2 separate regions of the Homo sapiens genome follow, and region 1 is linked to region 2. Evidence: chromatin loops called from intact Hi-C (ENCODE). Cell type or tissue: heart right ventricle. All regions are shown on one strand. Each heading gives the region's core, and the rest is flanking DNA. Links, peaks and the distances in the headings are about the cores only. Region 1 has its middle 410 kb from the start of LINC00924. Region 2 holds the start of SCDAL (stem cell derived angiogenic lncRNA).

Region 1 (15,766 bases), core at 2,946-10,945, 510 kb before region 2:
ATAGAATTCCATAAATAGCAACGCAAATAATCTGAAGACCAAGCCATTGTCATTGAGAAATTTCTCCACTTCCGCAGTGCACCCTCTCATTACAGTGCCAAATTAAAATTTCCTAAAGAAGATGGGGAAACATTTATTTTGGTAAAATGGGAGTGATTTTTTTTTTTTCAGAAATAAAAATACTCTTATGATGATTGGTAGCTCCACCTAAAGGATTTTAAAGTAAAATTTAAAACAAATAAAAATTGTTTAGGGACGAATATTTGTATTACCCAAAGATTTTTCTTTTCACAAAAGAGTTCCCTACAGAATTCTTCTAAGTGCTGAACTCCCCTGGTGCCTTTAAACGGTTGTTTACAGATCATTAACTACTCACAAAAAGGCTGGTGCAGAAAACCTGCCAAAGTATGAGAATCTCCCATTGAGGAACCAAAATTTAAGAGAATGCTTGAGCGACAGAATTCAGTTTGCCAGAAATAAATTTTCATAATGAATTTTGGAATGCAAAATTATATGCAAGTCAACTTTATATAGAATTTCTTCCTTGCAGGCAAACAGAACCCAAATTTTAAGAACATTATTTTTAATGTTGAAATATTTGGGCATTATATGCAAATATTAAAATTTGCCAAACCATCACTCAAGTGTTGGTATTTAGGTGGTTTCCAAGTTTTCTTAATATCAATAAATAACACTATTGTTAACATCCTAATTCACAAAGCTGCATCCACATTGCTGCTTGATTCCTTAGTAGTGCTTGCTTATAAAAGTAGAATGGAGGGATAAAATGCATGCAATTTTTAATGTTTTTGATACAAATTAATCAAATGCTTTTTAGACACGAGTTTCCAAAACGAGTTTTCTTAACCACACTGCCATATTACTGAGTCTTCACCAGAGGTGACTGAACATTTTGAAAATGGCTCCTAAGAGTTTTAGTTGAAAACATTACTTTCTGTTGCTTATTTTAAAATAGTTTGATTACAAATAAAGTTGAACACATTTATTATCTTAATTATTGCTTTGTATTTCCTCCTCTAAACTAACTGGTTTTACCCTTGCCCTCCAGCTGGGATTCTCAGAACTTTTCTTGCTGATTTGTATGTGTTCTTCACATATTAAGGATAATAATTTTCCTTTCATGTCAGTTATACATATTTTCTTCTACTTAGATGTTTGCATTTTAATTTTGTTAGTGAAATTTATAACATGTGATTTAGATTTTTTTCATCAGTTTTGATTTAGAAAGTCTTTTTCCCAGAAATTACACCAATAAGTCATCTGTGTTGTCTTCTATTGTTTATTTTTATAATTTTTAAGTGCCTTTACCAACTGGATAACTAGAGCCACTCTCATGATCTTTCTAAAGCCGTTTTCTCCTTCATTGTGTAGAAATTATAACTATTTTGCCGAGTTCTCAGCATTCTAAAAAATGATGTTTGAAAGCTCTTTGTCCTTACAAGGTGATAAAAATGAAAGTTCAATAATATTTATGATGATAGCAGACAGAATCTGGTATGCCAAAAAAAATTCTAACATATCTTGACAAAGCGAAGCAAAACAAAGTGCATCTTTAGTAGCTTTGAACAACATAGAGGTCAATATGCTTTGGCTGAATGCAAAATAGCTTAATTTTATATGAGTTTCGCAACAAACTTTATGATGACCTTTATCCTTTAGTTTTTATTCTTGTTTTTTTTTTCAAAAGTCTCCCTGAATAATGTGCAATAAGAGGTTGTTAGTCCTAGAGATAAACTGATTTTCCTGAACTCTTTGCACTTCTGACCTTGGGAAAAGGTTTTCTCCCCCACAATCCACCACCCCCATTCCCCTCTCACTGCCAAGTTTAATATGGCTTGGACTGTCTTCTCATATCCCCAGCTCCTATATGAATCATTTTCAGCACTGAGTTCTGATCATTATATACAAGGTCACTTTTTAATTAGAACAATATAGTAAAACATATGCTCAGAAGATAAATGAGGTACAAAGCTAGCTGTGCTACAGTGAACCCTTTTATTGGAAAGCCTTAAAAATAATAAGCGTCATGTATAGTCCAGGGGCCTTTGCAACATATTTCAGTACAGCAAAGTGCCTGCCATAGTGAATGAATACCCTGTTACAGTGAACAATCATTTGGCAGCACAGGTTATTTTAATGGACATATCACTTTAAACGAAGCCTTCGCCATCTGTTCTGCCCTCTAATTACAGATGCAAAAAGAACATAATTCACAAATGCATCATAAAAAAGTAAGATATAAGTGATTTAAATGCATGTGTATCTTCTTTATTCAATGCAGCATGCAGCTGTTATGTTGTTTTCATGTTTCAAACACAAATGAGTATAGAAATCGCTCTTCTCTGATGGAGTGAATTTCCTGTTACAGGACATTTTGGGGTGTAAATAAATGTAAAAGCGTGTGCTCTCATAGCACCTTCACATCAAATGAGAGGCAAAGCTATTCCGTAATGCACTCTGTGATCTGCTACCACCTGTGATGAAGTGTTAAGTTTGTGTTGAAACCTAATCTTCAGTTGATTTTTTATTAGGCTTCAGCATTTCAAGAACTGCTCTGTTAAGTGTTCTTTTCTAATAACCAAATCATGTAGGTGGATATGTTATAACAAAGAGATCCTCCTTCAGAATAAGGTGAGTACACTGGTCACTCCAATATCAAAAAGTCCAACACTTGGCATGAGCCCATGTATTTCTTATAAGAACCCTTCTGAATTCTCAAGACAAACTCCTTGAAAAGAACAAGCAAAAAGGTGGAACTCTTTACTTTCCTTCTGATGTCTTGATAATATTTTGATTCCTTCGTGGATTTATAATTTAAGGAGTACTCATTTGGAAGAGAATATCTTAACGTGCAAGCTGCAAGGTGAACTTAACTCCTCAAGGAAATCTGTAAAACTTCCACTGTTATTTGGTACTGATACAATCTCAATGTTTCTATTGAGATTATATACACATATTATATACACATATATACACATATATACACATAAAATTATATACACATAATTTTACCTCTTAAAGAAAAAGTTTGTTAAATTCATTCTACGTATGCTCAGTTGCCTTTCTAACAAGGAAGTTAGATTGTAAAATAAAATGTCAATAAGGTAAAATATTTACTTCTTTGGACTTACTGCTTGGGCATGGCGCTGAAAGAAAAGAATTAACTGGTGAAGAATGCAAACAAATAGCTTTAAAAGCCATGCAGGTTATTTAAAATTCTATGCTGTAACCCTGTCAGTGATAAGAAAATATTGTCCTGCAAAAGTTTTTCTCTGAGCTTCACTTCTTCTTGATAAGAATGATTTATACTTGCATAGTCATTGCTAATAAACAGGTGATTTGAAGGTATTCGTTGAGTAGTTTAAAAATTCATACTCCCCATCAATCCAATTTGCATTTCTAATTTGCCTAGTAACTATTCTCTTTTCACAGATTAATCAGAACTAAACAATAGTAGGAATAGTCTAAATATCAAAATTGTAATTATTACATTCAAAGTGTATAAATTTATAAGACTGTATATTATATATGTATGCATTATAGCAAATATATAAACTTGTAAATGCATGCATTATTAACATATATATGTTTACACACAGCAGAGATGATATTCAGCAAAGAATAACTCATCCAGATTGACTATTTACATGTAGCAATGCTTCCTATTGATCAATGCCTATGCAGACTGATTGTTAAATATTTGCATGTTCCCTGTATACACCATTTATGAAGAATTAAAATAGAAATAATTCTAACCAAGTTTCCCCTTGAAGGATTATAATAAAGTAATCTTTATATGGTCTTTCAAATTCTGAAATTTCTATATTGAGTCTTGTAATTTTTCGAATACTCAGAAAACTGTATATTTTAAAACCCCAAACAGAAACAAATTTGAGTGTTAAGGTACACAAATTCATTTTCAAACCTACTCTTGAGTTTGTGCTTTTATGAGACTTAGTTCTAGTTGATGCAGACCTTATTTATGATTTCTTTTGATCACACATTGATTAAAATCAGAAAAAAACAATGAATTTATTATATCAATAATTCTTAAAATAGCTTGGTAATAACTATTACTTATAAAGATTACCACCATATCTAAGAAAAAACAATACACAGTCAGTAATTCTCATCAAAATCACCTGAACACTGCTTTAGGTTTCAACGGCACTCTTGTTTAAGGAAGTACTTTAAGAAAGAGGAACACTTCTCTACTCCAGGGATCCCAAACCTCAGCCAGCAGCAATAGGAGAGTAGTAAGGATAATGAATTAAAAATAACATGTATTTAATCATTTTTAACCTTATTTTGAGTTTGTATTTCTTCCACCTTTGTCTGATTTTCAATTAAAAAGTAAAGGGTGAACTAGGAAGACTCATGTTGCCTCTCTTCCAATGATTTTTATTTTACTTTTATGAAGACTTTCTTTTAAATCTCTTTTATTTTTAAATTTTATTGTATTATAGGCAATAAATTTTACTAAAAAGAATATGCATTACAGGAAAGTTGAACTGAAAGAACCACGTGCTTAGTGATTGCCACTGCACCCAAAACGCTACATTAGGTTTACTTCAGGAAAATTCAGGAAGAAAACTACCAAATCAATATTTTTGAACATGCAGCTTTTAGGACAGGAATATCTCAACAGGTATTATTAAAATTATAATAGTTCTCTTCATACAAATATGTGTTATTTACCCTTGGAAAGAACAAATGGATCACTAGCAAAGTATGTTTTATCCTAAATTTGTTTTTCATTTAAATCACAAATAACTTCTCTTTTGTAACAGTTAATTACATTTAATTTGAAGATAAAATTATTTGTGAAAAAAGTTGCTAATCAATCATAAATTCAATTTTATTTCACACATTTCAGAGCTATTACTTGTTAGTAACTTTCAAGTGACCTTTAAAATAGCTGTATTTATTGAATGGAATGTGAATGGAATCCACTTTTGATCAAGGATACTGAGTGAAGGCCACATAGGAAGTGAGTGGATGTGTGTCCATGGAGTCATAGATACTTTTTCCAAGAAGAGGACCCTGCATCCTCCCCCAAGAAGAATGTCGTATATGATATATGAGAAGTGATGACACTAGTTGTATATTAATAAAATACATCTGTCTTTGCTCTGGGAAGATTAGGTAAATCTATTATTATAAATCCTCCTAAGACCACACAACCAAGGGCAGTATTGATATTAGTACTGAAACTAAGGTCATCATTTTGGTCACTGATATCCAATGGCATTTAAAGATGTGTGGACATGAGTGATGACGATGATGATGATGAGGAGGACAATGATGATGATAGTGAATATGGCGATGGTGATATTTAACACCAATATAACATTACTATGTGCTGGACTCTGTTCTAATTGCTTTACTTTTTTTTTATTATTTCATTTAATCCTCTCAACAACCCTGTGAGAAAGTCACTTGACGCATGAAAAAGGATGCACTACCAGGATGAGAAAATCTAGAGAATAGTAATACTTCTGTGAAAGTCATTCACAGCTTACACCAGCTCACCTATACCAGCTCTAATCCTTTCCATTGTAAATCAAACTCTGCTTAGCAAATACTTTTGTATAGGATAAGTAGGGAAAAACAGGTCCAAAAGTGTTTCTTAATAAATTAAAAATCTGAAAATAATATTATTATAATTATATTGACATATACATCGTGTATTGCTAAGCAACCTAACTCCCAACAATCAAAGTAGCAGCTAATTCAGAGTATATACCTAGAACTGTAACAATAACAGCAAAAACTGGAATGCAGCACCTTTGTGCTCAGAATTACAAAAGAGAGTTCATTTTCAATCAACATGCACTTACTATATGAAAAGCACTGGATTAGATGCTGTGGAGCAGAAAAAAGAATTAATACCCATCCTCAAGGAGCTTACCATCCAGTTACAAGCAAAACCTGAACTCACAGAACTATAAAAATGTAAGACTAAAAAATGTAGCATTTCTCATTAACTAAGTGGAAAATACCAAATCACTTTCCTTTACTTTTATCACCTCTTTTACAACCCTTCTCCCAACTGGATGGCAGTCATCCTTCTGCTGGGCTTTCATAATTCTCTGGAGCTCCTTTAAAATATGTGCTCCTTGTACTGAACCTGCCTGAATCTGTTTTCACATCTGTGAAATGGGATACTGAGGACCAACCCCCACTGAGTTATCGTAGAATTAAATGGGTCAATGACAATAAAATGCTTAGGATATTTTCTGGCACATGAGAGCTACTCAATCAATGATAACCAGTGTCAATATTATTATTATTATTATGACTACCTATGTCTATACCTAACTTTCTGACCAGATTTATCATCTTCATGTAATTTTGTTCATAATTCTAAGAGCTCCTAGAAGACTACATTGAATATTGTATCTGTTTTCTCAAAGGAAAATAGTGAAGCATATGGTAAATCTTCATGGTACAATTAGGATCTGGAGGAAAAGTGTTTACTGGGCTCATAGAAGGATCAAAGTGGGATTGCTGAAGAATGTCAGGTGAAATGAATGAGGGAATAGAAAGTATCTCAGTCTGGGTGAAAAAGCAAGATGAGGCATAAACCATGGAAGCATAAGAAGAAGAGAGACAGTTGCAGCAGGAATGATATTGGGTAAATGATAAAAAAGGGAACTCAGAAGGTTATTGCAGTAGTATAGGCACAAAAATCTGAGAACTTTTATTAAATGGGGCAACAAAAATAGAAAGGATAGAATCAGGTCATAGATGGAAGAAAGAGTCAATGGGATTGAATCATTGTTAACACATAGGAAGCAAGAGAGAGAAGAAAAAATTCAGAAGCAAGGCTCAATTTCTGAGTTTAGACAACAAAGACAATGAGAATAATACATATTGGAAATGAAACAGAAAGCAGAGCCCCTCTCCACCCTTGCTTTTGTTTCTAATCAGTGACAGGAACTGAGTTTCAGATATGTTAAGTTTGAGGTTTGCAGGATGTCAAAGTAGACGTGTTTACTAAGTTATTATCATGTGAGGTTGGATCAGTGAGGAAAAAACAACTAGAGAACGAGAAACAACAACTAGCTCCCTAATTCAACTGAACTTTGTCTGCATAAAGTTGGCATCAAGGTGCATAGATAATCATAAGCTCTTAGCAGAAGTCTCTTGGTGCCAGCATCAGTGAAGAGAGGAACAAAACCAATCCAGCCACTCTTTTTCTGATGATGCATCTACACCCTTGGTTCTACTTGGTTTCTCTGCACAGAGGGAGTTCTTCCATCTTTGGATCTAAAAACAATATCTTTTCATTTTATCTGCAGCAATAGTCTAGCTCTCAGAGACAAAGTCAGTGAGAAACAAAGAAAGGCCCTCGCCACTCAATTCAGCTCCCAGTACAAAGACCAGAGTCACAGTGGTGTCCACAGCCCGCATCGGCATAAATACAGATGGACTGAAATACGCATTTTACCTAAAATAAAGGCTTTATACCATGCAAGCAAAAATAGAGGTGGTTTTTTTTCCCCCCAGAAAGTAAGACCTTCAACAAGCCAGAACACCACTGTTTATTTTAAAGAATTTTTAAACTCTGATTCAGACTATGGACGCCAGGCCAATTGCTGAATCCCACGGGGGCATCTGCATGCTGAAATCTCTGCCTGGAAAGTCAGTTTTTAATGGTGCTGTTACAAAACTATGTGTCCTCAAGTAGAACTACAAAAACTCCAAAGACATATTAATTCCAATTCCACGACACAGGCCTAAAGATAGAGTGGAGGAAGTGCTTGGTCATGTACACACATCAAATTCACTGGCCTTTCTAATACCTTCAGTGAGATTATACTCTTTAACATCTGTTTGTTTTCTTAACCACGTTCTCATTTGTTTTCCATGAGTACTTACGATTCAGGTCACTGTTAGAACTTAGGGAGTAAAACAGAAAGAAATAATCACTCAGATTTAAGTCTAGTTTGCCCATTTCACAGATAAAAAAACTGAGGAGGGGGTGCTAAATGGTTACCCAAGTTCAATTAAAAGAGCATGAACTAGAACTGAGGTCTCCCCAGAACCCAAATCATGAATTTTCCCAACTGCCTTGTTTCTTTTCAGGCAGAAGAGCTCAAAAGGAAAACACTGAGGGACCTTCTCACCTCTAGGTTCTGCAGGATAACCTGTGGTGGAGAGTTCTTCCTACGTGTTGAGTCAGAGCACAGGGAGTGAATGGGGTGGGGAAGAGAAAGAGGAGAAACAATTTCAATCACTTTGTGTTTGTGAGGAGAGCTACTCAGAGAGTTCCCCCTCTATTTTAGACATTGGTTGGCACTGAAAACCTGTGGAAGCATGGGCCCTCTGGGAAGAGTGGGCTAAAAGAAGCATCCAAAGACACAGAAAAGCATAGCAAATTTTCCAGTAGCTCATGCCGCAGCATCACATGCATATTCTTTTGAAGCACCCCTAACCTCTTCTCTTTCCTACACCTTCAAACTGGAGTTTCTGTCTGATCATATTCAGCTGTTTTTTCCTCTGCTACAAAGAAGCTCAGCACTTTCATGTCTGAGTTGCCAAGTGACACTCTATGTTTGAGAGCCCAGAAGAGGATGGAACTCAGGCCTTGAGAATAGGAAGGGGGCAGTTGACTAGGCAGAGGTAGATGGGCATAATTCGGTCCACGCTGCCGTCTCCCCAGAAAACAGACCTGAGATATGGAGACGGGGGTGGCATTCGGAGATAACTAGTAGGTTTTTGGAACAATCAGGTTCTACTTAAGGATAAATAAACATAAGTATATCCTACTCATAATGAATTCCAAAAGTAATAGACAATTGTTAAAACCCGCCTTCTTCAAATCATGAAGCATGTACCAGTAGGTCAAAATTATTGCCAGATAACCATTTAAAAGCAAGCCACGGTAAGTTCAAAATATATACTCCAAGTTCATGAAGAGATGCATCAGTTATGTATAGTATTCTCCTAAAAAGAAGGTTAAACTGATATGAATGGGAAGCCGGTCAGTACTTTCTCTACTTTCAAGAAATTTGTTTTCCCAAATTGCAACTATTCATTTTTCTGTGAAAAGATTCATAGAAAAAAAATCCAATCTCAACCATTTTCTCATCAAAGGAAACGTCTTTAAATCTTAGCCTCAAGAAATGATCTCTAGAATGAGATTGTAGCAGAGTTGTATACAATGGAGTTTTAAAAATACCTCGGATCAGTAACTTTATTTTTTTATTTATTTTTTTATTATACTTTAAGTTTTAGGGTACATGTGCACATTGTGCAGGTTAGTTACATATGTATACATGTGCCATGCTGGTGCGCTGCACCCACTAACTCGTCATCTAGCATTAGGTATATCTCCCAGTGCTATCCCTCCCTCCTCCCCCTACCCCACCACAGTCCCCACAGTGTGATATTCCCCTTCCTGTGTCCATGTGATCTCATTGTTCAATTCCCACCTATGAGTGAGAATATGTGGTGTTTGGTTTTTTGTTTTTGCGATAGTTTACTGAGAATGATGATTTCCAATTTCATCCATGTCCCTACAAAGGACATGAACTCATCATTTTTTATGGCTGCATGGTATTCCATGGTGTATTTTTTTGAGACAGAGTCTCACTCTGTTGCCCAGGCTGGAGTGCAGTGGCACAATCTCAGCTCACTACAACTTGTGCCTCCAGGGTTCAAGCAGTTCTCCTGCCTCAGCCTCCTGAGAAGCTGGGATTACAGGCGCACGCCAACAAGCCCGGCTAATTTTTGTGTTTTTAGTAGAGACAGGGTTTCCCTATGTTGGCCAGGCTGGTCTTGAACTCCTGAACTCAGGTGATCCACCCACCTTGGCCTCCCAAAGTGCTAGGCTTACAGGCATGAGCCACCGTGCCCGACCAGGATCAGTAACTTCTAAAGGATATGCTCAAATGACACAATGAGGTGCCCATCAGTAGAAGGAAGCTCCAACCTTGTCAGCTTGACAGGGGAATGAAAAAGAAAATTCCGCCAGTTGTTAAACCCAGCTAACGTGTGATTGATCTGAGTTCGGCTGTTGGTGGTTAAATAGAACTCCCCTCTGGCGTTTATGTCTCAGTTCTGACTTTGCTTCAGCCTGACCATGAGGGGTCTATAAGTATTTGAGCCTCCACATTTCCCTTGTTCTGCACCTAAGATACTTTTAGATTGCTCTTTAGAGCCTGAATGCTCTAAGCTCTTGGCGTCCACTTTGACCATGAAGAGCTCCGACTGCAGACAGATGCTTATGACTGGGGATGGCTCACATGTTATCTTCCAGATAGTCTCTCTAGAGAGAGAAAAGGCAGAATCAGAGTGGCGTTCTGCAGTCAGAGTAGTTAAGGGAGTTAAGGTGGCGTTCAGGCAGGGTGAGCCTCTGTGCAGCCGATCTAACTTGGTCATAACCCATCAAGCCCCAATGGTGAGTTCTGTGTTCAGTATTTCAAATTTTTCCTTCCCTGACACTGGAGGAAATAATACAAAAACTTGTTACCTATGCTGATGCCCAGCCAAATAATGAATAATTATAACAACAATCTCATGCAGCGGACCACACACCTGATCAATTCCTCCCTTCAGCACAAAGGATTCTTGAATTCTGGCATCTACTCCAGTGCTTGTTTTAAAGTCATATTACCAAAAAGCTCTCAGGGAAGCATTTTACTTTCTGGCTTTGTGATAAACAGAAAGATACCACAGTGGTTTTTAAAACTCTTTTAAATCATACAATTCTTCATGTTTTCAGTCTTCCTTCCTGTGTGCATTTTCTCCCTCTGGGGCCATTTCCAAAGAACTCGAGAAAACGAAAGAAACCACTGTGACCAAGCTGGAATGCATGAAAACCAAACCATCTCCCCAGAGAGGATAAGGAGCAGATCCCATGACTCTGCACTTGTCCTTCATCTACCCTTTTCCCTCAAGCCACATGTCCACTCCACACCCTCATCAGGATCCCAGCCCAGTCCACCCTTACTCCCCAACTAAAGGGAAGATAGTTCTTTCTCCTGGGGCCGTGATGTGAGGCCTGGGAGGAAATGTTGTCTTTTGGGAAATAGCAAAATTGTGTGACTACATTAAAGTCAACACTATTTATCTTCACCTCTTGTCCTATGGGCTGACAAAGGGACACCACTGTTGGGCCCAACCCCCGTGCACAGCTGCAATAGAAAGAAGGCAGGGACTGGTACTTTCAAGTGTCAGACCTTTTGTGCTGACTAGTTTATGAGGCTGATGTCAAGCACTGCAGTCAATGAAGTCTTTGTCCTAGGTGTACAGGGCAGGACAGTGGAAAAACTGTCCTCTCTCATATCCCAGGCCCATCCATCTTCCCTTCACCCTGTTTCTCAACTTTCCTATCTCTTAAGCTGACGGAGAGAGGATCCCTCCTGGGTTAATGTACTGGAAAATTGCTCTGCATGTATATGAGGAGGTCCTTTCCAAATGAAAGAAAAAAAGAAAGAAAAAAAAACTGGGAAGAAGAGTCGTTTTTCCCACTGAACTCGTTGGCCTTATGCTTGTGGGTCTGACCCTGATTAAGAAAATCTCAATGTCCTGCTAGGAGGTTTATTGTGAAGTTTGGCAGAACGCACTTCCGATTGAATTTTTTTTTATTATTTGTAATCAGAAAGTGGTTTTGAACAGCTCCCATCACCCACCCCACCACCAACTACCCTGACCTCAAGTGTGCACGTGTGCACACACATGAACACACACACACACACATCCAAGACCTTGCCTTTGAAGAGACTCCATATGCTTACATCCAATTCACCTTGGAATAATCTATTCTCCTCCATGGGGCTGGTTTCCCCAAGGCAATTGCATATAAATAGCAAACAGATTGTTTTCATGCAGTTACATGGAAAGTTAGACTGCATGAACTTTGTTATGCATGGAACCCAGAAGAGCGGGTGTTACGTGATATCACTCGATTATTTTTACTTTTTTTCTAGCTAAAAATAATATCCTCTATTTTCTAAGCTTCTTCCCCCACTCACAGGTTTTATTCCTCTATGGGAGGCCTTAGGTTAAAACAAAAAGTCATGCTAGTGGTTAAGGCATCAAGTATGTATGCTTCTGAAATAAAAGCTGGCAGTGGCACCAAGGGATTTTATAAAACCCAGCTGAGTCCTTCCAGAAACTTCCATGCAAAATTTATGGGAAATGGAAACACATAACCTGAGTAATTGTAACCAATGCAAAATGTGTGTTTTAGATGCCAGTAGACACACAAATGTTCTTCTGGGAAATAAAAAAAAGTAGTGGGGGTTTGGGGATTTGGGGGCAAGTGAGGATTGTTAATGGGTAAGAAAACAATAGAAAAGATGAATAAAACCTAGTATTTGATAGCACAACAGGGTAACTACAGTCAATAATAATTGTATATGTTATAAGTTAAAGAGTATAATTGGATTGCTTGTAACACAAAGGGTAAGTGCTTGAGGGGATGATACCCCATTTTTCATGATGTGGTTATTATTTACTGCATTCCTACATTAAAATATCTCATGTACCCCATACATATACACACCAACTATGTACTCACAAAATAATTTTTAAAAAAATAAAAAGAATTTAGCAGCTTAGTGCATTTTTTGTTGTTTCACCCCCATTTTCCAGTAACTACTTTATGATTTCATTAATTATTAATTTGGCCAGAGACATTGGAAATAGGGCATTTTACACATTTAAAATGTACTTATCTTTATTTATAAATCTGTTTATTTTCTCCTGTCTTTGGTGACAGGAGAAAATAAAACCTAAGACTTTTAAAGGATCATAAAGAGCATAAAAGTGACTCAAACAAAAAAAGGTCAATAAAAGAGTGAAATCAATGTTCACCGCTCAACCTCCCGTGGATGGTGAGTTCTGTCCTCGTGTTGAGTTTAGGACATCAATGACTGAGGCAAAACACCACATCAAGTTATAATCTCCTGACGACTGAATGATCAAATTGTCTCTCTTGTTAGGAAGTTTGTTACACAGTTACAACTGACTTTTTATTCTGTTGGCGATGTGAAAAGTTGACAAGTTTTTGTGAAATGACTCCATTCTACCACACAAAGCAGTTCCTGGGTTTGTTCTTCCTCTCTTAATCTTTCTCATTCTATACTTCTCACTAAGATTTTTCCCCATAGAAATCTAATTTTCTTTTCTGCAGTTTCAGATGCTGCTCCACTGACAACCATGGGGCTCATTTAAATATTTAGCAAGATTATAAAATGAAATGGGGTGAAGCTGACAAATCACACCCAGGAGAGGGCGGGGAGAGTCGTTAAGTCAAACACAGACGTTAATAGGAACCCCTAATCTCTTAGCCTGTCCCCTTTTGTGGAAGGAGGTCAGAAGCACTTGGTCCCCAGGCCGGCTCCCTAAAGACTCTTAACAAGCAGATGTTACTGTAACATGCTCAGGGAATCAAGCATAAATATGACCCTTGACCCCGGTTGTCAGCTGATCCACTGAGTCTCTTAGAAATATACTCTTAACTTTTCTAAACTCCCACTCTTTCCCACCATCCCCCTCCGTTTCGCCCGGCGCCTCCGCCTCGGGTTTCTATGCCTGTGTCTCCAGCTTTGGAGCTTGCACAGTTGCTCTCAGTGTGACCTTTCTCTTCACAGAGGTCAAAGGCCCGAGACCCTAGGCTGGCCTCTTTTCTTGCTAAAGGCCAGCTGATGAATCATTCCCAACTTGAAGGGAACAGAGGAGAAGGGAGGGCTCTGAAGGCCTTTTGAGAGAAACAACTGTGGCCTATACATCAGCACTGATGCTGTTCTGACACTTTGAAAACTCACGTTCCTCTCTGGGAACCACAGGGAGAAGGGAAGAGAGGAGGGACAGAAAGGTCTCCCTCACTAGGATAGAATAAATAGGAACAAGAACACAACACCAGGCTTCGGGGTTGTGTAATGGGACACTGTTCAGGAGAGAGAGAGAGAAATATAAACACTCTTCAACACACACGTACGAATCCTCCCTTAGGTTTCAGTTTTCAGGGTCACATTTCACAAAACAAGAAAAAAAGTGTGTGCTTTTCCCCCACTGCAATGAGTTTGGTCAAGAGGATTTTGATGAACTATTCAGAATTTTCTTGCTTGTAATTTAGAAAAATATTGGTGATTTAATTTTTAATAATAAATTATGTATATATGTCTCCTTTAAGACAAACCCATCATGGTAGAATGGGGACGGAGGGGTTGGAAGCTATGACAGCTGCCTAAATTACCTAGAAGGCTTGAGATTCTTTATTGCTCTATTTTTTCTATATATAATGTTCTGGTTTTGACTTTTAATCTGTGAGTGGTGGGTATTTTACCTGCAGTCATTTAGAGAGTCTTCAGTAGCCTACAGGAAAGGTAGGGTTTGAGAATGTCACTGTGGGGCACAAAATGCAGGAGGCTGATTCAGCTGACTGTTCAGGCCCCAGCGTGAAAGAAGCCCTAAGACAGTTCCCACGAGGAGCCCCAAGGGAGCCACACTGCTTGGACCAGGACCTGATTTTGCAGTTTGGAATCCACCAATTTACAGGTCGTCCAAGAATTAATTGTTGTGATTCTCTTTCACCTTTTCTTTCTTTTTCTTTCTCTTTCTTTTTCTTTTTTTCTTTCTTTCCTTCCTTCCTTCTTTCTTTCTCTCTCTCTTTTTCTTTCTTTCTTTCTTTCCTTCCTTCTTTCTTTTTTCTTTCTTTCCTTCCTCCCTTGTTTTTCTTTTTCTCTTTCTTTCTTTTTCTTTCTTTTCTTTCTTTCTCTTTCTCTCTCTTTTTCTTTCTGTCTCCTCTCTTTCTTTCTTTCCTTCCTTCCTTCTTTCTCTTTCTTTCTTTCCTTCCTTCCTTCTTTCTTTCTTTTCTTTCTTTCTCTTTCTTTTTCTTTCTTTTCTTTCTCTTTTTCTTTTTCTTTCTGTCTCTCTCTCTCTCTTTCTTTTTTTTTTTTTGTTTGTTTGTTTGTTTTGCTCTTATTGCCCAGGCTGGAGTGCAATGGCGCGATCTTGGTTCACCACAACCTCCACCTCCCGGGTTCAAATGATTCTCCTACCTCAGCCTGCCTAGTAGCTGGAATTACAGGCATGTGCCACCACACCCAGCTAATTTTGTATTTTTAGTAGAGACAGGGTTTCTCGATGTTGGTGAGGCTGGTCTCTAACTCCTGACCTCAGGTGATCCACCTGCCTCGGCCTCCCAAAGTGCTTGCATTACAGGTGTGAGCCACTGCGCCCGGCTTCTCTTTCACCATTTTAAGAAATTCAAAGAAGAACTAAGGAACAAGCTATGCTCTCCAACATAGTGCGGGTTTGGAAAAAAATTTGATTCATATCGTCTTATCAAAACTTTTTAAAAATGGCCTTATATTAGGCTTTGCTAACGCCACATTTCTTGCATTAAATTGACTTTAGTAAGATACAAAATTAAAAATAGGAATATTTCCATTTGCTTAGAAAATATGTTAATGAATAGAAATGCTCTCGCTTCCTTGCTTTTTCTTTCCTTCCCTTTTTGCTCCTTATCTGTTTCGTTTTGTTGTTGTTGTTGGCGGCGAGGAAGTGATCAGGGCATTGACTAAATACTGGAGATACTGTTTTCTAGATAATAGTATTAAAAAATATAAGCTGAGAGAATAAAGAAATTATTTATGCTCAGAATCTCTATTACTGGACAAGGCAGCCCAGAGATGATACCTCTTCCTAATTTCTATTATGACTTTCCATTGCTTTCATCTAGGTTCTTAAGATTTTATGTACAAACACCCAAACACTGAAGGTTATG
Region 2 (15,766 bases), core at 809-8,808:
CACTCCTGGGATGTGCATTAAGCGGCGACAGGCGGGGGGGGCGAGGGCGGGGGCGGGGGGCGGTCAGGGGGAGCTCGAGCGTGTGAAACTCTGCCTCGAATCTCGCTTTTGACTTGGTCCTATGAGCTGAGCCAACATGGCGTCTCCCACTGCACCGCGAGCGCCGGGCTGCCAGGCTCGGCAGGGCCGGGTAATAGAAAACACATTGGTTACCAAAAAGAAAAAAAGGAGGGCGGGGGGCGCTAAAGGCCATTCCGTCTGCAGGCAGAAAACCCTTTTTTAAACTCTTGCTGGCAAGTGAGTCCGGTCCTCGGTTCTTTAATTAAAGCAACAGAATTCGTAAGGAAAATATTGGTAACGCTGTACCTTCTCCCCTCCCCCTCCCATATTCAGGAGAGTTGATTTCCTGTCCCCTCTCCTTCCAAGAACCAAATTAGAAAAATAAAAAGTCTGTATCCGCAAATGATCTTAAATGTTTGAATGGTATAGGGGGATGGGAAGAGGACGGTCTTTACAGACCTCGGTCAGTTCTCGCGCTCATTAATGCAGGGGCTGCGCCGGGGTTTGCGCGGGCCCGAGCGGAGCTGGGGCGCGGTGGGGAGGGCGGAATGCGAACCCCGCTGGACTTGGGCAGAACTTGCTGCTTTTGCACGCCCAAGTTGTGGGAAAGGAGGCTTTCCGGGCGGAGGGTTGATTGGGGGGTGGGAGGGTCTAGCAGGGGCTGAGGGCCGGTTCCAGGCGGGTGGTCGCAGACCCTAGAAATGTGTGAGCCCGCGTGGACTGTGCCCCTGGCAGGAGAGCGACTGCAGCGGAGGACCCTCTTTCTCTAATAGGTTTGAGAGTGGGCAAGGGCGGCCGTGGGACAGACCTGGCCTCCTAGAGAGGGTCTTCTGAGGGCCTCTGCAGAGATAGTGGATCCGGGCCCAGGCTCCCTTCTCGGGCGGATGGGATATCGCCCCGCCACGTCCAGCTCCATCCCCAGCCCCGGCCTGGACAACCCTCTCCCTCAGCCGCCTGGGATACTCTCTGAATTCCAGGCCTCGTCAAGATTTATTGAAGTTGGGCTTAAAAAACGTGCTTCAGATGATTTTTCCCATTTTCTCAGATTTCAAAGGCTCCCTGCAGTGCGGCTGCCTAATTAATGGTGAAATTCAACTAAATCTAATTATGCAGTAATTTTAAAGCAGTTAGTGCTGGGCGTTGGTTTGTAATAGGACCTCAGTTTTTTAAAGTTTGCTTACTGTGTTGGTTTAGGGGAAAGCTATTTTTTGTATGGTAAAGAAAGACCGGGAAGTAGTACTACTGGAGGAACCAGAGGGCTAAGAACCGCTCCCCACCCCACCTCTATCTCCATCCCCAATTCTATCTCGTTTTCCTTCTGTTTTTTCTATCCCAAGCACACGGTAAAAAGCTGAGCAAGGTGCTAACCCAACAAGGAGACCCTATTTCATAGCCAAAGGGGAAAGAGAGAATCTTTCATACAGAGACACAAAGGGCTTGGTATCTGTCCTGGAGGCCTCTGTAAATGCCCCCAAACCCGGGAAGGGATTCTCATCTCCTCTAATAGAGAACAGATTTCCTCCTCTTAACATCCATTGTCATTAAGGCGCAAAGCTGACTCTTGGAGTTGTAAATCTTATCGTCCTTCTGATAACACACTTGTAATAAGTTAGCGTCCTATTCAAAGTGAATTGTAAAACTGCCTCATTTAATATGGCATCTGTGTCATTAAAACTTTTATTTTTCTCCCCCTCGTGTCTTGCAGGTTTGGCCTTGGGGCTAGCGCTGAAGTCTCTGCCTATGGGGCCTCTGGGGTAGGGCTGAGGGGAAGAAAGGTGTGAAAGACGGGCTGCCTGGATTCAGCCTCTGGATCTTAGACCGGGGTGAGAGACCCGAGGCAGAATGGGCCTGGGGGGTGGTGTCCCTCTATCCCATCTCCCCCGGAGCGGCCCCCTCGAAATGACGTTCCTTGAAAGAAACATGCTTGTGATTAGCTAAGCAAACACATCTGCTTTCGGAGTTGGGCCTTCGTTAATTAGCTGAACAAAGGGCCGTTTTGCTTTTTACCTTTTGCTGGGGAGAGTGTGTTATTTCAGGAGTGTTGCGGGCCCTCCTCTTTTCAATTGCAGCCACGACGTTAATTTTATTGGGATTACTGATGGGAAATGAGGTGGCGCAGGCTTCCGAGAGGAAAAGCTTGATCATTACCCCCTTTGGAACTATATTTTTCCACCCAACCTCCTGCTTGAGAGGAGGGGGTGGGGGGCGAACTGCGCTGCAAGTTCGGAGCAATTGGAATCAGGCTCGCGGTGCGCTGATCTCGGGTGACAGAGCGTGTGTTGAAGCTGAACTCTATAATTTGCGCTTCTGTTCCTTTATTAGGCCTGGACAACGAACTAATGAGCTTTGGCCCAGTACAATGTCACTTGTATTTATTTTCTTATGGCAACTTTGAGATAGCGGAAGTGTTCTTTACCAAGAGCCAGGGAGGGCCCGGAGTCCTGCCGGCTGCTGTCCCGGCCCGGGTCGGTGGCTGCGTCCCGGGGGAGCGAGGGCGCGGTGAGAGCGCGCGCAGAGCCGGCAAAGCTCGGGGACTGGGCTTCTAGGCGAAGCTAATGGGGCCCTCAGGAAGGCGTTAGGCCCTTTGGAGGCCCAGGCATCCCTACAGGAGCAGCTCCCTGAGGATGAGGTCGGGGGGCGCGGGGCAAGTCCAGGGCAAGTTCCCAGGCACGAGATGATGGAAGGCGCGAAAGTGGCATGGCTTCCTCCTGGCGCAGAGCAGGGGGTCCTTCCGCAAAGACTGCCAGGCCAAGGAACCCTCTGAGCAAGCAGATGTACTCCGCCCGGTGGCCTGGGCGTCTGCTTTCTGCTGCAGGAACCTGGCCCAGCTCTGTTGCTCTCTGGGTTGGGGGTGAGGTGGGGTGAAGAGGATGCTTTAAAGGAGTTCTTGGGGTCCTCGGCATGCGGGGACTCCCTCCCTTCTCTTTCTGGTTTGGCCACTCCAAAGGGTCGAAGTTGGAGAGGCCTGGAATAAAGTGAAGAAGCAGTGGGGGTTGGAGGGACAGAAGGGTCGGCGGAGGCAGTGCGGCGTCCCTTGTTCCCTGGCAGAGAGAATACGAGCCCACCACGGGGGGATTGTGGGTGGGGGGCAAGGGAAGGGAAGCCCCAGGAACTGCGAGGGGAGCGAGTACTTCTCTCCGCAGCCTGTCACTTTCCGAGGCTCCCGCCAGGCAGCCCTCGTTAATAACGCCTAGACACCGTGCCCCTGCCCGCCCCATCTCTCCTTGCCTCTCCTCACTTCATCTCTCTGCCTTACCACCCCCTCCCCACCTTTTCCTTCCTTCCTGCAAATGGGTGTTAACGTGGGTCTTTATGTTCTGTCTATAACTAGGATGTAATCACGCACCCCATGCCTCTCTCTAAAAGCATTTCATAAATGTCTATTAAAGCGCTACGAATGTAAGATGAATTTAGTGGCGCGGCTGCCTCCCTGAATCCGAACGGTAATGATGGATTTATCAACGGGGATTCGCCTTCAGCCCAGCGAGGGAGGTTTACTCAGCAAATATGTCGGCGAGCACCCACCCAAATGCAATCATTTGACCCCCTGCGGACGATAGCTGCCGTGCCCCTTCCCACCGCTGGTCCTGCTTGGCCAGGGTCGCTGGGGGCCAGAGGCCGGCCCGGATGACCAGAGAGGTGGCCTCACGGATCCCTTGGCCTCTCGCCCCCTCCTCTGTTTCCTCCTCTCAGCTTGAGGCTCTCCTGGCAAGGGGGATCGATCTGGCGTGTAGGTTTGGTGGGGAGGGAGAGGGTGGTGGCGGTGCCAGAGCACAAGATGAAGTGTGGGCTGTCTTGGCGTTGCCAGGAGACATCAGTGGGTGCCATCGTGCCCTTCTTAGTTTGGAAGGGGCACAATTGTACCCAAGTCTCTGAGTGTGAGCTTAAGTGCCCTGCTTTTGACCAAATCTTAGTGTCTGGGATCGTGGCTGACTCGGCCCAGCCCTGGGCCCCATTGTAGGAAACGTGGCTGTAGGACAGAAGCCTGTGGTGCCCAGCCCCTTGGAAGGGCTCAGATGTGCCCAGAACGAATGCCTTGCCTGCCCATCCTCCTGGGGCTCCCTAGACCCCAAGCCAAAGCAGAGATACCTGTTATCAAAGGTTGGGGAAGAGCCTCCAAGGCAGGGGCAAAACTTCCATATCTCTTTCCCCCAAACTGATCTAGCTTCTCCTTCACCTTCCCCCACCGAGGCCACCCGGCCATTTTAAAGTTTAGTGGCTGTGGACTTTTAGAATTTGGTTTGGTCTGTGATCCTTACCGCACAGACCCAATGACCACCACCTCTTTCTTTTTGTCTTTTATCTGCTCTCCTTTTGAGGGGGAGGAAAGTGCTGGCCTGTTCCATCAAGCCCAGTTCGCATTTGCTTTAGCCTCTGATTTCTCTTTCTTCTTTGGAAATTTCATTGAGATGTCTCTGTACTTCGCTTGTCAGTTATCTTTGTTCCTTTTAAATAAAGGGCTTTTAAATGGACTTATTGCTCCCAGCGTGGGTTCCTCTCTCTAAATGTTAGAAAATTGTGCCATCTACCCGCTATGCTGAGTACTGTCACACTCGGAGACCTCGGGGACCTCCGGGCAGGCTTCAATGCTGCAGTGTCAGGGGCCGCGGGCAGCAGGAGGAGGGGGCGGCTCACGTGGATTTTTACAGATCTCCGCCTGCAGCCGGCCCGCGTGGCCACGCCAGGGCACGGCCCGAGACGCGCGCAGCCGCCAGCTTGATGGCGGCCGCGAACTTGGCTGCAGCGGCAGATCTCCGACCAAATCGCAGGCGTGGCCGGGACTCTTCGCTTCTGCAGCATACAGCTGGCCGAGGGGGAGCCGCGGGTGGTTTTGGACCCCAACAGCAACTGGGGGTCAGGGATAACGGAGGACAATGGGAAAGGGGGAGCTGCCTAGGAGGGGGAGAGGGGTGGATTTTGCCGCGCCGCTTTGGAGCGCTCCCACGGCCTCTCCAGGCCGGTCTCTTTCCTTGGGGGATGCCAGGCTAGGGGCAGCGGAGAGCGAAAGCCGCGGAGTGGCTTCCCTGTCTCTTGGCCAGAGAGTTCTGGCCAGGCAGTTCGGCTGCAACTTTCAGATCCATTTTCTCTGGTGGAGATATTTCTGGTGTCTTTTTGTAGGCCAGACTTCTTTCCTTTAGGGGAGAGTGGTTTAGATGGACCGAATTTGAGCAGATCAGGTGTCTGATGTGGGGTATCTTCACCCCAGCCCCGCCTCTGCAAAACACCCATCCGCAACTGCAGGTTCTTTTGAATGAGTTAAAATGGATTAACAGTTTGGATTTTATTATGTGGCTCCCCCTCACAGATGCCTTTTTTGTTGTTGTTTTTTGTTGTTTTGTTTTAACCCATAAGGAGTATTAGCTAAGATTTCCAAGTGTCAGTTGGGTATTTATGCTTGTGGGGGAAAAAAAATCTCCGATACGGTTTATGACTTTTATTACATGCTTCACACTGTTCGAGAAATGGAGTTTTAAGCAACATACAATTAAATCTATATTGCTCTTTGGAAAAGGGCCAAGGAACTCAGCAATCAATTAGTTTAGATCTTTTCATACTTGTTGCTAAAATCAAAGTATAAAACTACAACCCTGGCTATACCTAAGAATAGCTTCTTTTCCTATTTTTTTTCAAGTCATGTAGCTAACACGTAGGAAATGGCAGCTGCCTTATTTTCCCAAGTTTCTTTTTTCTGATTCTTCTGCCTAGATTAGCCTTTAAATAATCAAACGATTTTCTCCCCCCGCCCCTTTCTCTCATTGCAGTTTCTCATCTGCCTTTATCTGCCTGGTTTAGTTTTTAAAAATACACTTATTTGTAATATGTATTATTTTTTAAATAAATGTTCCTTAATCCTCTCTCTTTCTTCCCCCTTCCCTTGCCTGGCAGTGAGAAGGGAAACGATGTTGTTTAATAATCACAATAATACAGTGCTTTCTAGACAAAGGCAAAATTAAATTTTTTATAACCACAACAAGAAGGGAATCAACCTCTCTTTCTCTCTCTCTCATCTCTGTCTCTTTAAATAAGCAGCTGAGGAAATAATCTCCCGCACTGAACAGAAACTGCTTCCTCCTTGAAAATGCCACCGTTCCCACCTCCCTGGCCCTCTCTGGGCCAATCCCTTGGGCTGTCGGCTGTCTGCCTGTCCAAGACCCTGGTTGGGGGTGGGGGTGCGCCTATGGAGATCCAGGGGCGTAGTGAGAAGGCAGTGGGGTCTCGCTCGCCTACGTGCGGCTGCCGAGGCGGGGCTGACAGCAAGTTCTAAAGAGGGGCAGCTAATTTATTAAGTAATTCTTACTTCGCTTCAGCATCCTCTGCCTACAGCTCCCGAGGCTCCGGCGAGGAGGGGGAGGGGTCTGGGGCTGTGCGTCTCCCCCTCCGCATTTCCTTCTCCGCCTTCCAGGCTCCGCCAGCCCCTCCACCAGCCTCATCACTAATTAAAACGCCCTGTGGCTTTGGGACTGAGTAGGCCGGTCGTTGAACTGTCATCTCCGCCAGGATGGGAAATCTAGAACATCCCCTCTTCTGCAAAAAAGGTTCCGAACCCAGTGAAGTGATTGGGCGGAGTGTCATTAATCTCTCTCCAGAAGCTTTCCTTTTCCTCCTGGGGAGTGAGGACTCCGGCCTTTGCCTCCACCCAACACGGTCGCCCGGCTAGGCCCCACCATCCCCACTGTCGACCCCGCCGTTGTGCCCATCCGTATGCCCTAATTGTGAGGAAGGTCTGGGAAACATTTTCTTTGCGCTAATTTTATATTTCCCCTTTCCCCCTTGCAACATTAAACATAATTTTGCGCTGTCACTGTCACTAAGATTGTGGTTTGCTGATGTCTCTACTTGGAAACATGACCCCTTCGCCTCCAACAGGGAGTCCTCCCCTTGCTTGCAGCCTCTAGTGCGGCCCCTTCTCCAGCGGGGACTTCAGAGCGTTTATGAAAATGCTGGGGCGGGGGGTGAGGGGATGGGGAGGTACTGATAGTAGTAAAGGCCAGAAGGGTTCCTACCAGAACCCTACAATCATTCCAAACCCTCTTTTCCTATGACAGCAGGAGCAAATGTAGTTTTGATGTGCGTTTGGTTGTTGGCTTGTTTGTTTAATAAAATCCGTGTGTGTGTGTGTGTGTGTGTGTGTGTGTTTTAATGTCTCAGTGTATGTGACAGGAAACCACTTTCAGAATTTCCCTTTGAATTTTTTTTGTTTGTTTGTTTTTGTGTCTGTCCTCCTCAACTTCTCTCTTTTCTTTATTCCCCTCCCCACTACATTTTCTCTGGCTAAGCAATAATCCCCTGGCCCAGTGGCCACGCTCCTGGAGATAAAATCCATTTATCCCTTGTGTTGCCTCACTGAGGCCCGGTTATCCAGGGCCTTTGGCGACAGACTGGAACAAACAGAGATGAAGATATTTTTTCGTTTTCCATACCTGCTCCTCCCTTCCTTCAATGTGCCAGCCTAGAGGGGCTCTGGAGTTGAACAAATGTACCCACAACTGCAGGTTTGCTCTGGCGCCTGGTTGTGGTCCTAGTTGCTATTTGTTTGTCTCTTTGGAAGGAGCTGTTAGTTACATTCTGCTCCCCACAACAGTCTCAGAGCTTGCTTGCACCAAGGTTGGGAGGTTTCAGAGCGATTATCTCATTTCGCTGGTGCAGAGGGAAGCTGCTGGCAGCCCCTGGATCAGACATTCAGTGGAAGGCCCATGTCACAGACCCAACCCGAAGGTTAATTTTCCCTCATTAGCATCTCCATAGTCTGCTCCTTGCAAGGGATCTCAGGTCCTTGCTGCTATTTTCTCCCTTCTCACTCTTTCTGACGAATTCACTCTCACTCGTGGTCTCCTCATCACAACCTTACATTCTGCCAGGTTCCTATTGAATCCATAGACTGATCGCTGAAAACCCATTTCATCAGTTTCCAACCAGTATGCCTATTTTTAATCCTAGAGCCCCTCTCCTCCATCTGTATCTCTCTAGCCTCAATGCACCTCATTTACAAAGTGTTCTGCTTTATCCAAATTAGTTCACTTCCCCCCTTTTACTTTCTCATACCCCCTCATTCTTTCATTGAGTTCTAGCAAAAGCAAAAGATACAAAATGGCAAAGTTTGATGGGTTGGGGGAGACCATCCCAGCCATTTAGGAAGAAGCTGGAGGTTTGTAATGACAGAAAAAAAATGACAAAGAAAAGAGAATTGCATTTGTGGCTTAAGTGGGACAATGTGTTTGTGTGTCTATATCTCGGTGTGTTTTTAAGATTTCTTTGAACTGCTTTTGTGCTGACCCAACAAAGGCATTTGCTGAAGCTAGTCACGGTGTAGGAACTTTGAGTTAACCTCTTATATCAAATGAATCTTTTCATTTAGAGACCAATAAATCTCAATCTCTAGCTACTTTTTGTAGACCCAGCTTGGGTTCAGTGAGACAAAACTGGGGCTTATAATACAGACCAGATAAAGTTTGCAAAAGTTGTTTTTTCCCCTCCATCCTTTTTTACCAACCTGAAAAATTTCCCCATCCAACAAATTAAAGCTCAGCAAATAAAAGTAGCAGCTCTTCCTCAGTGAGCAGAAGGTTAGGAATTTCTTTAGCATTTCACAGCAAAGCCTTTTCACTGAAATGGTTTTCCAAACTCAGAGGCCGAAAAGATTTATAGTTCTTCAACAAGTCATTATTTGGGTGTGTTTTTTAGGTGGGGCTGAGACAATCTAATAATCAATGTAAGACGGGTGGGTGGGGGGATTGGCTATGACCAAAAGAAGAGTTAACACCAGAAACATGAAAGCCAGTCTGGTCTCCAGGGATTGAATTTGGGAAAGCCTGCACACGGCTGCTCCTGGGCCATAAAGAAATACATTGTTAACAACAACAAAACAGACAATGCCCTGAGCTCTGCCTGGATTCAGAGCTGAGCTACTTTCAAGATATTTTAGCAGCACTGTTCATTTTGATGGGGTTTCTGGGCCATTTGAAATTCAACCTTTAGCCAGCCTGCTCATGGGGTATGGTTACAGAATTCATTTTCTGATTTACTACCCCTCCTCCTGTATTTTCTTTATTTCCTGATGGCCTCCCATGGGGTTAATCTTTTTTCCCTTTCTTTTATATTTTCCAGTTTTGTTCTCCCCACAAACGACTCAGTGTTTTTCCTGTTTCTACTGATCACTCATTTGCTTCCTTTCTCTCTTTCCTTCTTTAAGAGCCAGAGAAAAATAAAAAGAATGAGAAGGGGATTTCCAAATCGTTCTTTTCTAAGCATTATTAATTACTGTTACAAGGCAAAAGATTTTTAACCAATAACAAAGTTGTAAATTACCACTGACTTTCAAGTATTTCTCATTTGTCAGCTCTGATTGATTTGATTAATATTCCACTCTGAAATAATTTCAGCCGGACTTATCATCAGTTCTACTCATGAAGCAAAGAGCAGACTATCACTGCTGCAGGGGATCTGACCACTCTGCTTTTACTCTTAATGTGAAGTTTGGGGTTTTGTCCTGAGGCCCGAGGTTCTGGGAAGGTGTACAGGCAGTTAAGTTTCGGGGATGAAGTGGACTGGCATATCTCCATATATTCAGTTATTTATATGTAATTTTGAAAACTTTGTTCAGGAACCTATTTGTATTGAAAGAACAAAACGGCATCATTTCCTTGCTCTCCTGAACATTTTTTTTTAAACTGAATATTCAAGGCTGAAGGAATGAATTTTTAAACAGTTCCTAAATCCAAGAAACTCATTCGAACCCTATTAATTCTTATCCTACTGGATAGCATTTCTGAGAAAGAGTGGGCCTACTCTCTGCTCAGACCTATGGGAGATTTGGGTTACTGGTGGGGAAAAAAGTGTGTGCAGGGACAGGAGGGTGGGAGGGGCTCAGCACAAGACAGGGGCAGCCAGAAGACTCCACTTTTGGGGAGTGGGGTTATAGTTTCCCAAGGTCCTTTTCCGTGCCATCGTCATATCCAGAATGTAATTTTTGAAGCTATCAATACCCGCTGCCTCCAATACCTCTCGAGTTTTAATCTTAATTATATTATTAAGTGAAGTACTCTGCTGTCAGGGCGTTGAACATGATTTATGACGTCTGCCTATTAGGGGATCGATTGTGAATATCGCCACTATCATCTATCAATATTCTCAAGCCGGGGGTATTTCTCGCTCCACGGTAGTTATTTGTAATACCGAAATGATAGACTGCAGGAAAAGACTACTTCAGAGGACTCGCTTTTCAGGAGCAGCAGAGAGTGTGGTGAACCAGGAGACTCGGAGAGTTCCAACCACATCTGACACCCAGAGAGAGTTTAAAGTTTTTTTGTTTCTGTTTTTTAATGTAAAAACCAGTGAATTCTCCCGTGGGGCTAGTAGAAGAAAGCAAGCCAGAGTCGTTTTTAGGGAAAGGAGTAACCTCTGCAGGTCGATATCAGGGGGCGAGGGTTTCTAGCTGCCAGGTGATTTGCAATCAGACTAGAAGGAAAAAACTGGCAACCAGGGGCCCCTTTATAGGAAGATGGCTGGATGAGGGCTGCAGAGGGGTGCTGGGGGTAGACTGCGTATTTCTGCAGCAGATGCCCGGTCGCTATGCCCGTGGATTCGGAGGTGTTCAGTTTCTGGGATCAATTAAGACTCGCTGGCTGAGCCCTCGCTGCATCGCCGCTTTCACCTGCTCCTGCTTCCTCTGCATAGGTGGAAGCCCGTGCCAAAGACCTAGTGGCCAGGCCCGAGGGAGCCTGAACGCAGAGGCCTTTTGTCTCCAGACAGAGAGCAGCGCCTGCTTTTTTCCACTCTCACGGGGCACGGCACTGGGTCACCAGCGAGTCTCAGCCTCCAGCGTTAGGGGGATGGGAGGAAGAGTCAGAGAATGGAGCAAAACTCTCCCGTTCTGGCGGCCTGGAGCTGGAGGCTAGAACACCCCGGGGGGGTGGGGCGTGGAGGGCGGCCTGAGTGCCGCGCCTGGCCCCTGCCCTGGGTGCGCACCAGGCCGCGAAAGCCGGGGGCCGCCTTCTCGGCTGCTGAAGCCCGGGAGTCAGTCAAGCGCCCTCTGGCACCGCGAGGGAGGCGCACCTCGCCTGGTGCAGAGTTGCCGCGACCCGAGCGGGAGGAGGCACAGGACGCAGGGCTCCTGGCCTGGCTGTGGGCTTGGCCTTGGCGCACTAAGCGCTCCCCATCTGCCCGAGCCTGGCCTCCGCGGCCCTCTCGGCCCAGTCTACGTTCGTTTAAGGACTTCAGCGCGAAGAAGAGCGAACGTGGCTAGAACCTGTTGACCTCTCCTCTGGCCTGGAAGTCCGCACAGCTCGTGGCAACACTGGACGGACTGGTTGTCAGGGGACGACCGCGGGCAGGTGGGGAGGAGGCCTTGGTCTGGCTCCTGGATTCCACCCTGGGACGGAAGGGGAAGCGGAAACCTTGACCTCAGCCACACAAGGACACCTATCTGGCTGTCTGCCTGCCCTGGCCCAGCCACCCGGTTCAGAGGCCTACCCTTGGCCACAGTGGTTTGTCCTCAGGCTTGGAGTCCCCAGAGATGTGGACACAGTGACTGGCACATAGTAAGCGCTTAATAAGTGTTAGATTGGCGGTGTCAATCATTTTTAGGCACATCCGGTTTCCTCCGTGAGCATCTCCCCTCTCACACACATTTATTCCAGGCCAACAACATGCCTAGCTAGGTCCTTAAGCACCGCCACTCATACCCAGAGGCCCATCAGCTGCCTCGCTCCCTCTGAGCCCTGGAGCTGCAGCCCTCCACCCTTGACATGCGGGAGAAAGCCAGAGGCCCCTAGAGTCCCCCCCTCGGGGTGTTTTCCAGGCCTGGGACACCTGAGCAGGAGACACAGAGGCCTGAAGAAGGGTTAGCAGGTCCCTAATATGCCCCATCCATGTCAGCACTAGAGGAGGGGAATTCTGGTTAAATAAGAATATTCTGGACAGGGAGATGGTGGTTGGTCAGTTAAAAAAGAGAGAATCATTCAGTAAGGGATGCATGTGTGGGAAGAGTGGGGGGCACCTAGGGGCAGGCTGACGCAGAAGAAGCAATAGAGGCTGAGTCAGAGCACCACAATGACACCTTTTTCTTCCAGAAAGAATTCTTTAGTTAAGCCTTTAATCGGCCTTCGGTGAGCAGTGAGTTGTGGGAGGTAGTGCCATTAACTATACATACAATGTTCATGTAACCAGATTTTAATCATTTATGATCTTAATAAATAAATATGCTGCCTTCTGATTCTTTTTACTATCAATGATATTAATACTGTTGTTGTTGTTTAAACGAGATTTTAGTCCCGGTTCGTCCCCAGAGCGGCTGCAGGAGTAGTGCCCAGGACTATTGTGACCTGCTGTGCCGTAGCTCAGACTTCAGCCTGCTCGTCTCCTCTTCCCTCTTCCCCAGATCCCCCAGGCTGATGGATATTCTTCGACCGGGGCCCTTTTTAAAATGACCAATGTGTTATCAATATAGGCTACCCATCCTTATCATATAGGCTACCCATCCTCTCTTCGTTTCTAACCATTTTGCAGTGCGAAGAGAGAGACCCAGGCGCAGGCCAGGCGGCGCGTGTCGCTCGGTCTGAATTGCACCGTAATCGCCAAAACCTTGGCCTAATTTGCAGCTAATAGATCTCGAGCGAGGGAGTCGGGAAGAAACCAGTGGCTTTGGAGGGATCGGAAATTAAGGGACTAGAAGAAGGATGTGATTCCTATTATTCTCCCCCTCCCCCTCCTGCACACGACCATGTGTCTCCTGGCTGGGCCTTTGGGGACGCGGCCCCTGGCCCTCCGTGGCCTGTGTTCCTGTTGTTCGCTTCTCTCCCAGCGGACCACTGTGTCTGGGGCGCCGCGCCCTCCGGTGCGCTCAGACCTCGCGCCCTCCGACCGGCTTCTCCCAGTCCCCGGGAGGAGGCGCTGTGCCCGGGCTGGCCTCTGGTCCCTCCCAGCCGATGTCCTGGAGCCCCCATTCACAAAACCCCTCCTGGAAGAGGACACACACCCACCCACCCACACACACACACACACACCCCACACACGCACTACGAGAAGGGGAGTTTGATCTTGTCTCATTGGCGTCTCGGGTCTGAAAGGAAAATCGTTTGGGTAAACAGCCAAGCTTCCAGGCTTAACGCCCGGCTCCCGCCCCCGCCCCTCCATCCCCTCCTGCCTCCCCCACTCGCCTTCAACCCCACCCGCCACCCACACTCGGCTCCGCAGCCGGGCCCCGAGCGAGCTCCGCGAGTCCTGGCGAGAGCCGAGGGCTCCCCGGGTTCAAAGGGCCGCAGCCCCGAGGGAACGCCCTCCTTGCTGTGCCCCGGGGGGCAGAAGCGGACTGCTGGGCGGTGGGACCGGCCTGGGCCACGGTAGGAACCGCGAAACCTCCGGCTTCCCTAAATAGAGCTGGTCTCGGGGGAGGGCGCCGGGGAGTTCGGAGCCCGGAGGGACATTTTTGCCAAGACCGAGCGGAAGCCGAGCCCGTGCGGCTGGCTGCGCCTAGGAGTTCCGCCACGGGTCCGACGGGGCACCCTGGGTCCCCGCAGCCCGTCACAGGCGTTTGCACATTTGTGTGCACGACCACTGGCGGGGGCGTTGAGCCTCTGCTAGCCGCCTCGGGCTCCGCACACCCTTGGGTGATTACCCGGCCCCCACCTCCCTCCAAGCGACCTCGGCTCCAGGAAAAGGCTTTAATCTGCTATTAAGCGTTTTCCAAAGTTTCTTTCCAAAGGAGAGTTCTTCACTTAACTGGCTGTAAACATAATTAATAGTTATTAACATGCAAAAAAACCTTTGTGGTGTTTAAAAGGATAATGGTCTCTCTCTAGCTCACACTCTTAAGCATGGAGAGAACCTTGAAATCTGAAAATATCCTGATTAGATTATTAGAGGTGATTATACAGTGATTTTCCTCGTTCTCTAATGACATTCTTCTCTCTCCTCCCTTCCTCTGTCTCTTGTTCTCTCTTTTTCTTTTTCTCCCAGTCTCAATCTCACTCTAATCCAGGAGTCATTAGCAACACCCTCTGGCTACATGTTTTGCATCAGTGAAACATTGTGACATAGTTGTAATACAAACTCAGCCGCCTTGCACTGCATCTTGCGGTAGGAAGTGTAATAGCAACAAAAATCATTTTTCATCTCCAGGCATTATTGGGCGAAAAAAACCCCAGAAAACCTGAATGTGAGAAGAGGAAGGGGTGGAGAAGAGAGAAATGAAGGGAGAGAAGAAGGGGGTGGAGGGGGGGAAGAGAGAGAGAGACAGAAAGAGAGAGACACACAAAACCTTTTCCAGTTTAGAACTCCTTTTCCAAACTGTAGGCGTGCAGGTTCACACCTATCATTTCCTATGCCTTCCTCTCCTCGGTTTTTGTCCTAGTTCCTCACTGCTGGCCCTCAGTGGGCCCCAGGACCCTCTTGGGAATTCCCTCTGAGCTCCCATTATCTCTCATCAGCTGCCTTCTCCCCATGTTAGCACCAACTCTCACCCCCACCCCCATGCCTAGGCCTCAAGACCCCCAGGGCCCGGGCCACCCCTCCTTAGCTGGCAGTTACTAGGGATGCTCACTGAAGTCCTGCTAGGAAATTGGGGCCTTTCTCCTGTGTGGTCTCACAGGAATCTTTCCTAGCCTGATGGAGAAGAGACAAACCAGCCAGAAAGCCAACCTGGCTATTTTCCTGGCGCAGCCGTGTAATTTCTGAGCAAGATCTGAGAGCTCCTAATCAGCAAGGAGGAGCCCTGGTTACAGGGAGAAGGGGCACTCACGCTATCCCCTGCCTGCCCTTTGGGGGCTCACCCCGCTAACTCAGGGGACTGCGGAGTTTCAAGAAGCGATCTCTATGTTGGGATTGCTCAGGCAGGGAAATACAGGGGCTTATACAACACCAGATAAACTCTATCTCCACCCTATAGTCCCCAGTTCAGCTCCCATTATTTGTAGGATCCACAGAGCTCCTTTTAAAAAAAAGGATTTGAACTTTGTAATAAAAACTACATTAAATAAAGGTTCTGTACCTCCCTTCAAAACAAAGAAACCACACAAATCCTCACTGGACCATGACAGAGATGCTGTATTTTTAAAACCATGTTTGGCATGTAACATTTGTTTTAACTTATAACACCCATCTCTGGGATGGTGCACTTTGAAGACACATTGAAGCAAAGGCTCACCATATAAGTGGGTTAAATTTTCTGTATATTTTATGGTCGTGTGGATATAAGATTGCGGCAAACCTGTTAAGTTATCAACTGGATAAAATAGTGTCAAATGCCCAGTTGCACCTTGGAAAGAGAGGCTGTGTAATTTGCAATTCTTGCCAGTTGCTACTTTCACCGGCGGACAGGTGTACGTGTTGGGGGCTATATTTTGTGGTTATTTAGTCAGCAAAGCCAAAAGCTGTGGGTACAGTGTCCCAGTAGGCTGGAGACTGGCACTGCAGAACCCCTCTAATGCTGGACTGACCAGAATAAATGAATTTTGGTGGAAATCATAATTGGGAAGGGATGACTTTATAGGCACCACCTCATGGGAGACATCTGCACTGGCCGCAGCTGAATGGCCGGAAATACACGGGGCCCGAACTAGTGGCTTCCTAAAGACCACGTCTCATTTATCTTCTCCTTTCTAGGAAAGCAGCTCCCCAGCTTGAGTGACTACTTTAGACTTGGTGAAATTGTGCCTATATATTTTTCTCCTTCTTCTGTTATTTTCCCTTCATCCCAATGCAGCCACTGTGG

What was found. A loop is a pair of places that touch in the nucleus more often than their neighbours do. Peaks named below come from ENCODE experiments on the same cell type or tissue, not always from the same donor. Only the 100,000 strongest peaks of a DNase experiment are listed, where the experiment ranks them.
Region 1: it touches region 2 in a loop (2.9-fold over the local background); 2 of 110 quality-filtered maps call a loop at or near these places.

Annotation. Positions count from the first base shown.
Region 1 is chr15:95,832,507-95,848,272 of GRCh38, forward strand. No RefSeq gene overlaps it. Among named protein-coding and RNA genes, the nearest start is that of LINC00924, 410 kb to the left of the region's middle. RefSeq lists an enhancer at 6,924-6,983. In heart right ventricle, for the core only: no CTCF peak of the experiment used is centred there; a DNase peak (open chromatin) is centred at 7,625; H3K27ac peaks cover 3,953 bases.
Region 2 is chr15:96,341,116-96,356,881 of GRCh38, forward strand. SCDAL (stem cell derived angiogenic lncRNA) reads left to right here and starts at 1,782. Exons shown (of 2, transcript NR_198964.1): 1 at 1,782-1,883; 2 at 3,450-4,529. LOC101927263 (a long non-coding RNA gene) reads left to right here and starts at 10,238. Exons shown (of 5, transcript XR_007064788.1): 1 at 10,238-10,295; 2 at 10,393-10,880; 3 at 12,664-13,397. RefSeq lists enhancers at 1-244, 245-765, 766-1,285, 13,137-14,036. In heart right ventricle, for the core only: a CTCF peak has its summit at 4,591; DNase peaks (open chromatin) are centred at 2,636, 4,686, 4,996, 6,356 and 4 weaker places; H3K4me3 peaks cover 7,401 bases; H3K27ac peaks cover 7,785 bases; H3K27me3 peaks cover 6,341 bases.